3 separate regions of the Homo sapiens genome follow, and all the other regions are linked to region 1. The links are chromatin contacts, found by Hi-C or POLR2A ChIA-PET in ENCODE. All regions are on one chromosome and are shown on one strand. Each heading gives the region's core, a stretch centred on a gene start or an enhancer-like site at or near the end of the contact. The rest is flanking DNA. Distances are from core to core; before and after follow the strand shown. Region 1 overlaps KIAA1549L (KIAA1549 like). Region 2 holds the start of FBXO3 (F-box protein 3). Region 3 holds the start of DEPDC7 (DEP domain containing 7).

The links. A loop is a pair of places that touch in the nucleus more often than their neighbours do. ChIA-PET counts read pairs that join two places held with the same protein, here RNA polymerase II (POLR2A). Pooled maps may share reads with other maps.
Region 2: a loop to region 1 is called in a pooled map, with 8 times the contacts of the local background. The contact joins the promoter of FBXO3 here to the enhancer-like site in region 1. A Hi-C loop is called at or near these places in 4 of 37 single-sample maps with no recorded cell type and 4 of 50 pooled maps. POLR2A ChIA-PET finds 5 or more read pairs at or near these places in 4 of 52 experiments (AG04450, Panc1, activated naive CD4-positive, alpha-beta T cell and 1 more).
Region 3: a loop to region 1 is called in a map with no recorded cell type, with 5 times the contacts of the local background. The contact joins the promoter of DEPDC7 here to the enhancer-like site in region 1. A Hi-C loop is called at or near these places in 4 of 37 single-sample maps with no recorded cell type and 2 of 50 pooled maps.

Annotation. Positions count from the first base shown.
Region 1 is chr11:33,385,638-33,389,346 of GRCh38, forward strand. The region is part of intron 1 of KIAA1549L (KIAA1549 like); the gene reads left to right. Among named protein-coding and RNA genes, the nearest start is that of KIAA1549L, 11 kb to the left of the region's middle. Within about 2 kb of position 2,079, at least 3 of the 41 ENCODE cell types and tissues checked have a DNase peak (open chromatin) inside an H3K27ac peak, as active enhancers do.
Region 2 is chr11:33,772,674-33,776,382 of GRCh38, forward strand. FBXO3 (F-box protein 3) reads right to left here and starts at 1,847. Exons shown (of 11, transcript NM_012175.4): 1 at 1,721-1,847. The coding sequence starts at 1,824. It overlaps FBXO3-DT (FBXO3 divergent transcript), which reads left to right and starts at 2,026. Exons shown (of 3, transcript NR_120550.1): 1 at 2,026-2,078; 2 at 2,581-2,690; 3 at 2,775-2,997. RefSeq lists an enhancer at 861-1,361 and silencers at 1,310-1,379, 1,840-1,939.
Region 3 is chr11:33,013,775-33,017,483 of GRCh38, forward strand. It overlaps DEPDC7 (DEP domain containing 7), which reads left to right and starts at 2,104. Exons shown (of 9, transcript NM_001077242.2): 1 at 2,104-2,254. The coding sequence starts at 2,182. It overlaps LOC105376615 (a long non-coding RNA gene), which reads right to left and starts at 2,016. Exons shown (of 4, transcript XR_931167.2): 1 at 1,503-2,016. RefSeq lists silencers at 1,949-1,998, 2,319-2,378.

The sequences.
Region 1 (3,709 bases), core at 829-3,328:
TATACAGATTTTAGTATCTTCTTGTTAATTTCTATTTAAAAAGCCTGCTGGATTTTTGGTTGGAATTTCTTTGAATCTAGACCATTTAGAGATCTCTATCTTAACAGTGTTTTTTTTTTTAATCCGTGAACATATCTCTCTCCATTTACTTAGGTATTCTTTCTTTTCTCTCATCAATGTTTTATAGTTTTCCACATACAAATTTGTACATACATTTTTCATGTTTTTCAGTGCTTTGGCATATAGTAATAGAAAAATTTCTTTGTTAGTGTATGGAAATATAATTTTAAAAACCTTATATCATATGACCCTCCTAAACTCATTTTAGTTCTAGTAGCTTTTTATAGAATCTTTGAGATTTTTCTAAATAGGAAATAATGTTATCTGTGAATAAAGACACTTTTCATTCTTTCAAATCTGTAAGGCTTTTATTTATTTTTCTTGCCTTATTGCACTGGCTAGAACTTCTAGTACTTTGCTGAATAGAAATAGGGAGAGTGGACATCCTTGCCTTGATCCTGGCATTGGAGGGAAATATCAGTCTTTCTCTAGAGTATGATGTTGGCTATAGTTTTGATTTTGTTTCACAGAGGCCCTTTATCAGGCTGAGGAAATTCCCTTCTCTAGCAAATTTGCTGTGAATTTTTATCATGACTGGTTATCAGATTTTGGCAAATGCTTTCTCTTTGTCTATTGAGATGATCACAGGGTTTATCTTTAGTTTGTAAAAAGACAACTTTTTACAAACTAAAGAAATTCCTGGCCAGATGTGGTGGCTCATGCCTGTAATCCCAGCACTTTGGGAGGCCAAGGCAGGAGGATCACCTAATGTCAGAAGTTCGAAACCAGCCTGGCCAACATGGTGAAACCCTGTCTCTACTAAAAACACAAAAAAATTAGCTGGGTATGGTGGTGGGTGCCTGTAATCCCAGCCACTCAGGAGGCTGAGGCAGGAGAATCGCTTGCACCTGGGAGGCAGAGGTTGCAGTGAGCTGAGATCATGCCACTGCACTCCAGCCTGGGTGACAAGAGCAAGACTCCATCTCAAAAGAAATTTCTAACAACGGCCAGGCCATTGTTAGGAATTTTTAGTTTCATGTTCATGAGGGGTATTGGTCTGTAGTTTTGTTTTGCTAAAAGGTGTCTGGTTTTGTTAGAAGGGTAGTGCTGGTCTATAAAATAATAGGGGCCAGATGCGGTGGCTCAATCCTGTAATCCCAACACTTTGGGAGCCCAAGGAGGGTGGATCACTTGAGGTCAGGAGTTCGAGACCATCCTGGTTAATGTGATGAAACCCCGTCTCTACTAAAAATACAAAAATTAGCCAGGTATGGTGGTGCACACCTATAGTCCCAGCTACTTGGGAGGCTGAAGCATGAGAATTGTTGGAACCCAGGAGGTGGAGGTTGCAGTGAGTCGGGATTGTGCCACTGCACTCCAGCCTGGGTGACATAGCAAGACTCTGTCTCAAAAATAAAAGATAAATAAAATAAAATAAAATGAGAGAGAAGTATTCCCACTTCTGCTTTATGGACGTGTTTGTGCAGAACAATTTCTCTTTTAAGGCCCGTGAGCTTACAGATGATATTGAAGATCCCTCAAGGATTTCTTTAGTAAAATAAAAAGTATCAGGTACCTCTAGTTCATTTTCTCATTCTCTCTCTCTTTATTTTATTTTATTTTTTTGAGATGGAGTCTGATTCTGTTGTCCAGGCTGGAGTGCAGTGGCACAGTCTCGGCTCACTGCAATCTCCACGTCCCAGGTTCAAGCAATTCTCCTGCCTCAGCCTCCCAAGTAGCTGGGACTACAGGCACGCACCACTGCACCTGGCTAATTTTTGTATTTTTAGTAGAGATGGGGTTTCACCATGTTGGCCAGTCTGGTCTCGAACTCCTAACCTCAAGTAATCTGCCAGTCTCGGCCTCCCAAAGTGCTGGGATTATAGGCATGAACTATCATTCCTGGCCCATTTTCTCATTCTGAAAGCTACCAGCAGACACTACTTTGGTTTAAGGTCTAGGGAAAACAGCCTGGGTGAGGGAAAATTGCATTGGTTGCATTCAGGAGACTGAGGTCACCCCTGGCTGTTACCAAATCATTTCACTTTTCAGGGCTTTCGTTTTCTCATCTGTGGATAACAGCCTCAAGATCTTCCCTTCTTCCCCCATCCCCCGTCTGTGTCTTTACAAGCCATAAGCAGATGTTTTGGTGGAGTTCTACCATCTGCATTTCCTGCTTCTTCCTACATTAGCAGCCAAGCCCAGCCAACGATTTTCATTCTGAAAAGGGAAGAGTTTTCCCACAGTTTGCTGTCATAGTTCCAGTGTGAGGCCCAGATAAATATAGGCCTATCTTCAATCTTCATTGGATTTTAAAAAATTATGAAAGTAATATATATTTTATTAAATTCAAGCAATACTCAGGTAGATGCAGTAAAATGCAAAAGGCCCTCTTTGCCTTGTGTATTAGTCCACTCTCACGCTACTATAAAGAACTGCCCGAGACTGAGTAATTTAGAAAGGGAAGAAGTTTAGTTGACTCACAGTTCCGCATGGCTGGGGAGGCCTCAGGAAAGTTACAATCATGGCAGAAGGGGAAACAAACACATTCTTCTTCATATGATGGCAGGAAAGAGAAGTGCCGAGTGAAGTGGGGAGAATAAAACCATCAGATCTTGTGAGAACTCACTATCAGAAGAATAGCGTAGGGGTAACTGCCCCCATGATTCAGTTACCTCCTACTGAGTCCCTTCCACAATGCATGGGGATTATGGGAACTACAATTCAAGGTGTGATTTGGGTGGAGACACAGCCAAACCATATCACCTTGCTATTCTCTAGAGTCATGCTGTCAGTCAAGTGTGATGGATCCTTCCAGACCTCTTCATACAAATATTTATATCCATAGACGTAGCCTCAACTTAATTTTTTTTTAAGATATAAAAGGTATAATATTCAGCAACTTGCTTTTCCCGTTAACACTATATCATGACCCTCTTTCCATGCTAACTAAATTGTGTCATGAGAGAACTTGAACTTCTGTTAGAAACAGGGAAAGACCTTTTATTATAAAAGAGAATAAATAGCTTTAACAACACAGGTCAGATTCAAACCTAGAGTTAAAATATCTCCTTAGACGGTTCTGCCCATTTTCCTTTACTCCCTGGCTTCCTTCTCTAGACGATACTTCTGCAGACATTTAAGAAAAATCATGGGCCCTTTTAAACACCACATAGAATGGGGATAAATTCATGTTATAACCAATCCTAGATATAAATAAGGCCAAGTAGCTTCCTCAACATAGGCCAAGGTCGCTGCTGCACCTGCCTCCTGTTCACTCAGACGTGGCTTTGCCCAAGTGTCCTAACCACAAGAGGTGAATTCGATTTAGATTGAGATTTATATATGTTAAATCTATTCTTAGCTAGAAATAAAATCTCCTGACGTCAGACACACAAAATGGTTTTGGTATTTATGCAGTTCAAGTAAATGGGGAAGCCTAGAATACTTCTAACTTCAGTCTTTCCACATGAAATATGGAATGAAGTATCTAGAATGAAACTGGGACTCCCAGACCTGTCTGCCTACCTCTGTCCCTAGTAATGAATGCCGTTCCCCTGTCACTTGCCTTTTTATTTACCAGGTGTCAACAGCAAACCCAAGAAGGCTGAAGAAAAATGGGAAGTGTGAGAAGAAAATGTGTTGAAAT
Region 2 (3,709 bases), core at 597-3,096, 390 kb after region 1:
CTTCACAGCACTTAGTACCTCTTGCAATTATGCGCTTGCCCACTGGACTGTAAGCTCCATAAGAGTTGCCTTATCTGCGTTGTTCACTACTGTACCCTCAACACTTAACAGACTGGCACATAGCAAGCCCTCGGGGAAAAAAAAATCTTTGAATAGGAAGATAAGCAAGGCAGCCCTTACAATCAAGAAGCACGCCATCTACCTGACATGGCAAATCAATTCTGCAGGAAGAAGGTAGAGAGGGCATCTTCTCCACCTTGCCAAGTTGAGAAGAGGTAGGCAAGGCATTCCAGGCAAGGTCGAGAGCTTGAGCCACAGGAAAAAAAAAAAAAAAGAAAGTGCAAGTGTGTTGTATGCTGGCAGAGGTCTGATTTGGTTAGAATGGATGGTGCAAATGTGATAGTGGTGGAGAAATAAGTCCTGGAGGACCTTAGATATACAAGCCAGATGATAAGAGCTTTCAATGCCCCAGAAGTTTAGGTTATAGTCTATAAACATAGGGGTGTCACAGGTTTTAAGGAGAATGACAACCAGATGTGTCTTGGAAAGATTACTCTGGCAGCAATCAAAAGTTGGAGACTGTTAGTTAAATTGTAAGTATTTTCTAGAAAAATAAAATTGCTAGCAGGTACAGGTAGCGACCAGTACAGGTAGTGACCAAAAACTTGAGGTATCTCTCTATCACCACTTAGCTAGGCCAACAACTATCTGTAGCTCCAAGAAATCTGTATTTATAAAAAGACCTCTAATAACACAGGGCACAATCATCAAATGGCTAGAATCTAATGGTTAATCCAAACACAAAACAAATCTCGCCCACCTATCCTAAGAGGGCGACTTTGCATCCTCTGCAAATATATACGGTAGCACAGGAAACTCACAGCCATGCCACCCCCTGTCAAGGGTGTAAACAATCCTGACAGCTGGGGGGCGGGCTGGCAGCGCCATTTCTTCCACCACCCCAGACAGTCCCAAGTTCTGAAGAAACTGGGCATTGAACCACCCTTATCAGCAACCGGTGTTTATTTCTGGAACAGATGCTAGTAATGTGGGAAACCCAAGGTGTCCAGGAGAAAAGATAGTCACCGGTATGGCATCACCGGAAGTCAGTACCAAAACATAAAATCCAACATCGAACCGTAAGGAGCAATGCTGACAGCAAAACAATTCTCACGCACTGAAGTCCGAAAGTGAGCCCGGACAGCGATTCTGGCGCTGGGGAAGTCGCGCCAGGGGAGTAAGGGGTTGCCTATCTTCTCCTCTCGCTCACCCACCTGCCCACCCCGGCGCCAGACTCCGCAGGCCCCGGACCCAGCAGAGAAGAGCGCCTGGCCGGGACAGGGGCTTTTACACAGCAGCAGGGACTGACCCCAACCGGGCGGGCACCTGCGGGGCCAGCGGGGGTCCGCGGAGCGCGGCGGTGCGGCACGAGGGCCACTACCTCCTTCTCTTGCAAGTGGGCCTCACCGAGGCCTGGGAGAGAGATATCTCGTCGCTTCTCATACCTGGGCCCAGGACAGGAGGAAGACTCAGGGCGAGGCCCTTTCCGCCCCCGTCTCGCCCCGGTCCCCGGTGGCTCCGCAGGATGAGGGCGGCCCTGGCGTCACCTTCTGGTGTCGCGGAAGCTCGGGTCCTGTCAGCGGCCCCGACCCCCTTTCCCCCTGCCTCACCGCCTCCTCTCCCCATGCCCCCACCCCTGCCATGCGTGTCGTCCCATTACTTGATTAGATCCCGATAGTCCAAAAAGGATAAGATGAGGAGCAGGGGATCGGTGGGCAGCGACTCTAGGGTCAGCGGCGCCGTCTCGGTCTCCATGGCCGCCATCTTGCCTGGCCCGGTGCAGGTCTGGCCCCGCCCTGGCCCCGCCCCTGCCCCGCCCCCACCAGCGCCCGAACCGCCCCCAGCCGCTCTCACAGGTTTGTTATGTAACCGCCGGGCCAGCCCCGCCCTCAGGGTGGGCTGAGGTGCGGCTCCCTGGAGACCCCGCCCGCTAGCCGGGAGCCAGCGGCGCAGTGCGAGTTCAGCCCGCTTTCTTCGCGCTCCGCGTCAAATCTCTCCAGCTCTGTTCTCGCATCCCGGTTCGTAAACTTGCCCAGCCCGGGACCCTTTTGTTGCCAAATCTGCCTCGGTCTGCCCAACTCCTCCTGCGAAATTTTACACTCAGTATGCAGGAAGCCTCGCTCAAAATCTGACACTCCTCCACGCCCTTGGTCCCCAAATCCATTCCTTCTCTTTGTTTTCCAACCCGAGAACCCCTCGTTTTCCCCGCTCAGCCTTCCCCACCCCGCTTGTCCCCCGCACACAGCAGGGCCGCTCCGAGACTTGTCCACTCAGCAAGAGCAGAGCTGAGAATCAGCCAGGGACGCCAGCTGAAGGCCCTTCTCCCAAATTAAGGAAATAATTGTTGAGGGCTTAACTTCACGCCCCTCCCCGCCTTCCTAAGTAAAATGTGTACAAGGAGTGAGTCTGAGTCTCAGCCGCTGTCCCTTAATTTGGTTATCATGGCTATTTTCAGCCTATTAGGGCAATGCAAAGGGTACAGTGTGGATTTTTTCCAGCTTTAAAATTTATTTTGGCCAGGGTTTAGATCCCGCAGAGTTAAGTATCCCGCGTGTGAAGGGATGAACTGAGACTCCCAGAGGGCATAACTGATGGAGGCACGAAGATGTCTGCTCTTCAGCTTTGCCAAGGTGATATTAAAATGAGAGTGGGGGAAGTATAATGGGTCCATACATCACTTGCCTGATTTCTTCTTTTCCATTGCTTTTCCAAAGGTAGTATGGTGTAAGGGGCTTTGGGGAATCCAGACAGACCTGGACTTCACACGCCCGTCATTTATTTCACTACTAGTGAAATGCTGGCGTAGTTACGCCTAAGTTCTCTGAGACTGTCCCTCATCTCTAAAACCACCCCTCCTCTGGTGAACTAAGGATGGCGATAACGCTTTATGTAAAGTGCCTGGCCAGATACTCAATAAATGTTAATTTTCCAAGCTTATACATGCATCAGTCACTAAGTTCTCCAAACATTTCCATATCCTGGAGAAAGTTTCTCTCAATTATTTGGAAGAGTGGAAGTGATATGCCCCGCCCCAAAAAAATCCATTTCCTCCATTCTTCATACCATTAATGCCTTCTATTTATGGTTTTGCTTAATAGTTATAACCCCTGCCACCCAGCCAACAAAACAGAACAACAGCAACAAAAAACTCTGCCTACATCTCTGTGCTTCCAAATTGTTTATGCATATGCTTAGAAGAACATTTATTGAATTGGATTTCAAGTACTTGTTCTGTGTCTCTCTCGTCAAACTGTAAACTCTCAGTCTGACTCATCTTTCTAATTTCAGGGCTTAGCAAGTTATTCAACAACTAGAAAGTTTAAATTCAGGTTGAATGGATGAATGAAGACAGAATAATCATTTCTGTTTACAAGGGAACCATACCTTTTTACATAGACAAATGCTTGTAAAGGTATTTGATCCTGATTTATGTTTGTCTCCATTTTCTACTTCAGATGGGCCACCTGTTTTAAATCCAAAAGCTGGTAGGAGTTTCAGGTACACTGCATTTGCTTCTGCTGTCCTATTGCACTTGGACTTGGTGCAGCTATGACCTAATGCAGAAGACAAAGTATGAAGCTACCAAACTGTCAGGGCCAGAACTAAGGTGAGGCAAGAAAGCTACTTGCTTGGGGCACAAATTTAAGAA
Region 3 (3,709 bases), core at 854-3,353, 370 kb before region 1:
AAAGTGGGAAAAGGGATAGGCATTTCCTATCCCATGGTTGTAGAAAGTATCTGAGTAGAGATGAACATTTCAGCATTCCAGAAGAGGTAAACAATTATTGCATAACCTGGTGAAAAACTCTCTGAAATGTTATATAAAGTATCAAAATGGTCACTGAGGTCACCAAGCTTTTTCAAATATTAGTGTTTTTCAAGATTTGTCTTCTGAGACAGATGAGCTTTTCCCCCCTCCCATGCAGTGAGGGAGGACTTGTGTGTTCATTCAGTTATACAGCACGGGATAAAGTTCATTGGTATACTGGGTGCCTGAAACCAGCCCTGAATGCATCCTCTTTCTGTGTGTAGCAGCCAATTGAGAGATTACAAAGAAAATCCTTAAACAGAAGTAAAGCAGGGTTTTACTACCATCAGGGGAAGAGGTCACATTAAAAAAAGGTTGCCAACTGGTTGGCAACCTTTTTTTTTCTTTTTTGAGATGGAGTCTCACTCTGTCATCCAGGCTGGAGTGCAGTGGCACAATCTTCGCTCATTGCAACTTCCGCCTCCTGGATTCAAGCGATTCTCCTGCCTCAGCTTCCCAAGTAGCTGGGATTACAGGTGCCTGCCACCACACTCGGACAGTTTTTGTATTTTTAGTAGGGGTTTCGCCATCTTGGCCAGGCTGTTCTCGAACTCCTGACCTCGAAGATCCCCCTGCCTCGGGCCCCCCAAAGTGCTGGGACTACAGGCGTGAGCCACCGTGCCTGGCCAGCTTTTTCTAACACTAAGCAGCAGCAACTGGCCCCCACCTCCCACCCACAAACCCAAGTCCCCAGGGGCAGCTTCTTAGTATGTATTCTCTGAAACAATCCCATGTAGAAGCTCTTTCCAATAAGCTAAATAATGAACTCCCACTTAAACACCATTCTAATTTACACCTAAATCACACAAGCATCCTCCTTCTAAGAAGACGTCATAATCGTTTTGAAAATCATTGCAAAATTCCCAAACTTGAAAAAAAAGAAAAAAAAAAGGGCAAGTGTCTGGCAATTGGATTATTGGTCTCTAAGACCACTCATCCTTTCAGAGGTATCCAGCATTGGATCCCTGGCCTGGCTTCAACTTCCAAGTAACTAAGATGTGTCCCATTAATAGCCCTTCCTCCTTTTCTCTCCTCACCTTCACTCCAACCGGCAGCAAACTGTCCCTACCCACCCGACCCACAGTTCCTTTGGAGGCAGCACAGATTTCCTGGCAGCCAGTCCCAGGGTCTTTCGTTGCTGCCCTCCTGTGACCTCTAGACATTGCTCTCCTGGGCCACATAGGATTTGTTTGTTCTGCACAGGTAGGGATGTCTGAAAAACTCGATTATTATTGTTATTATCACTATTACTACTACTACTATGACATAATTTTAAGCACTTACGTTCCGGACGCAGTTACTAAATGCTGAACCTGAATTGGTTCCTATAAACCTCGTTAAAAAACAAACAAACATCTCAGTGAAGCAGGTACTAAACCTACCCCCGCATCACAGGTGAGGACACCGACGCACAGAGCAGTTAGGCAGCTTGCCAGGTTCCCGACTTTTTCTATTTCTTTTTTTTTTTTTTTTTTTTTTGAGACGGAGTCTCGCTGTGTCGCCCAGGCTGGAGTGCAGTGGTGGATCTCGGCTCACTGCAACCTCCGCCTCCTGAGTTCAAGCGATTCTTGTGCCTCGGCCTCCCGAGTAGCTGGGATTACAGGCGCCTGTCACCAAGCCCAGCTAATTTTTGTATTTTTAGTAGAGAAGGGGTTTCGCCATGTAGGCCAGGCTGCTCTCGAACTCCTGACCTCAGGTGCTCTACCTGCCCTGGCCTCCCAAAGTGCTGGGATTACAGGCGTGAGCCACCGCGCCCGGCCTGGTCCCGAGTTAATCTACGGCAGGCCGCGGTTCGAATCCCGCTGGTGTGAGCCGCGGGCCGCGTAGTGCCGGCCCAGGGAACCGCTTTGTCCCCGACCACCGCTCGCGTGGCATCGCGCCCGAGGAAACTTGGATCGCTGGCGCCGCGGGCTACGTTCAGTGGTTGCCAGAGAGACACGTGACCGGCAGCGGGGGCGGGGCCTGCAGGGAGCCACGCCCCGCACAGTTAACAGACGGGCGCTCAGGGAGCTAGGGAGCTGTGAAGCTGCTGGAGGAGTTGGCGTCCGGGGAGCAAGGGCCATGGCCACCGTGCAGGAGAAGGCTGCTGCGCTGAACCTCTCGGCTCTCCACAGCCCCGCGCACAGGCCTCCGGGTAGGTGCCGAGGACTGCCGCCTGGGATGGCGCGGGGCGGGCTGGGGTGCGCGGGCTGGGTCCCGGCGCGGGGCGGGCGGCGTGGGGCGTTCGGCCGCCTGCGCCTGTCAACGGCCGGCTGGGCGAGCACAGCACAGCTGCGACCACTTGGCCAACGCCCCCGCCGAGCGGGCGGATCGAGTTCCTCTCTGGCTGGTGGGCTGCAAGCGGCAGAGCCCGCCCGCACAGCCCAGCTTTTTTCTTTCTACCCAGACTCTCAACTTGACCGCGCGTTGGTCTGTGCGCCCGCTAACGTGCCAGGCACGCGCCGGGGAGCTCCGGGATATGCTCCGCGGTGCTACCGGTGACAAGTGTGGTATCTGGAATTTGTGTAGTTCTTTGCCCCCTGTCTCAACCACAAACCTTGACGACACAGTATGGCCAGGGGCCGAGCTCCTCCCTTGCCCACTTTGTTCTCCAGACTGCTAGGAGTCAAGAGTCAGCTTGTCTCCCCAGACTCTTCCTGGGAGGGATGAGAGGTTTATGTGAGTTCTACTGGCAGGAATTTGGCATAAAAGGTATTTATTAACACTTTATGTATAAGCAGTATTTTAGTGAATAGAAGTTTTTGGCTAAAAAAACAGTTACATGAAATTAGGAGGGAAGTTGGCAAATTCTGCCACGGGCCTAATCGTGTCTTTTGGGGGCAGTTGATTTAGGATTCTGGTTTCTTTAAATGTTCAAACACATGAAGAGAATCGGATATCACTTCTAAAATGCTGGTTATAGCAGATCTACAACCCAGTTAATAGGGGTGACTCAGATAACTGTTAAGATACTCAGATAACCCTTGGCTTTTTTCTTTTGGTTAAGTTACAACTTTTTCCCCTTTCTGGAGCTCCAGTCTGGGATGTCGTAGGAATTAGTTCCCTTTCTGACAAAAGCCTTTCATTTGTAAAAACACCAACCAGTGAAACTGTGATTCCTTCCTCTGGGTCAAATGGGTGCTTCTCAGTGGCCCCACTCTTGTGTTTGACTTACTCACTAATGCTCATTTTAATCTTCAAAATGCTAACGACAGATTATGGTAGAGAACCATTTTTCACTTGTCCTTTTCTAAGAAAAATCATAATATTGACCTTAGTCTGCTTCCATGTAAAGGATTCAGGTAAGCACATAGTGGCCACATTGAGAATGTCTCCTTGATTTATGTTGTGAAGAGAAGACAAATGCTAAGACATTTGGGAATTTAAAACCAAATGACATTGAAAACAGTCTTGAGAAATCTTTTGGGCCCACTTACTCAGTGAAGGAAATTCCCAAATGTCACCTGCTTAAAATAAAAACATGGTACCCTGTTTTCTCTAATAGCTGAAATACCAATTCTGGAGCTTTGGGCATTTGTGAACAGGTTCTTAGATGGTGTAAGGAAGTATGTATTCAGAAATTAAGTAGATAACTCTCTAAGGGAAGAGT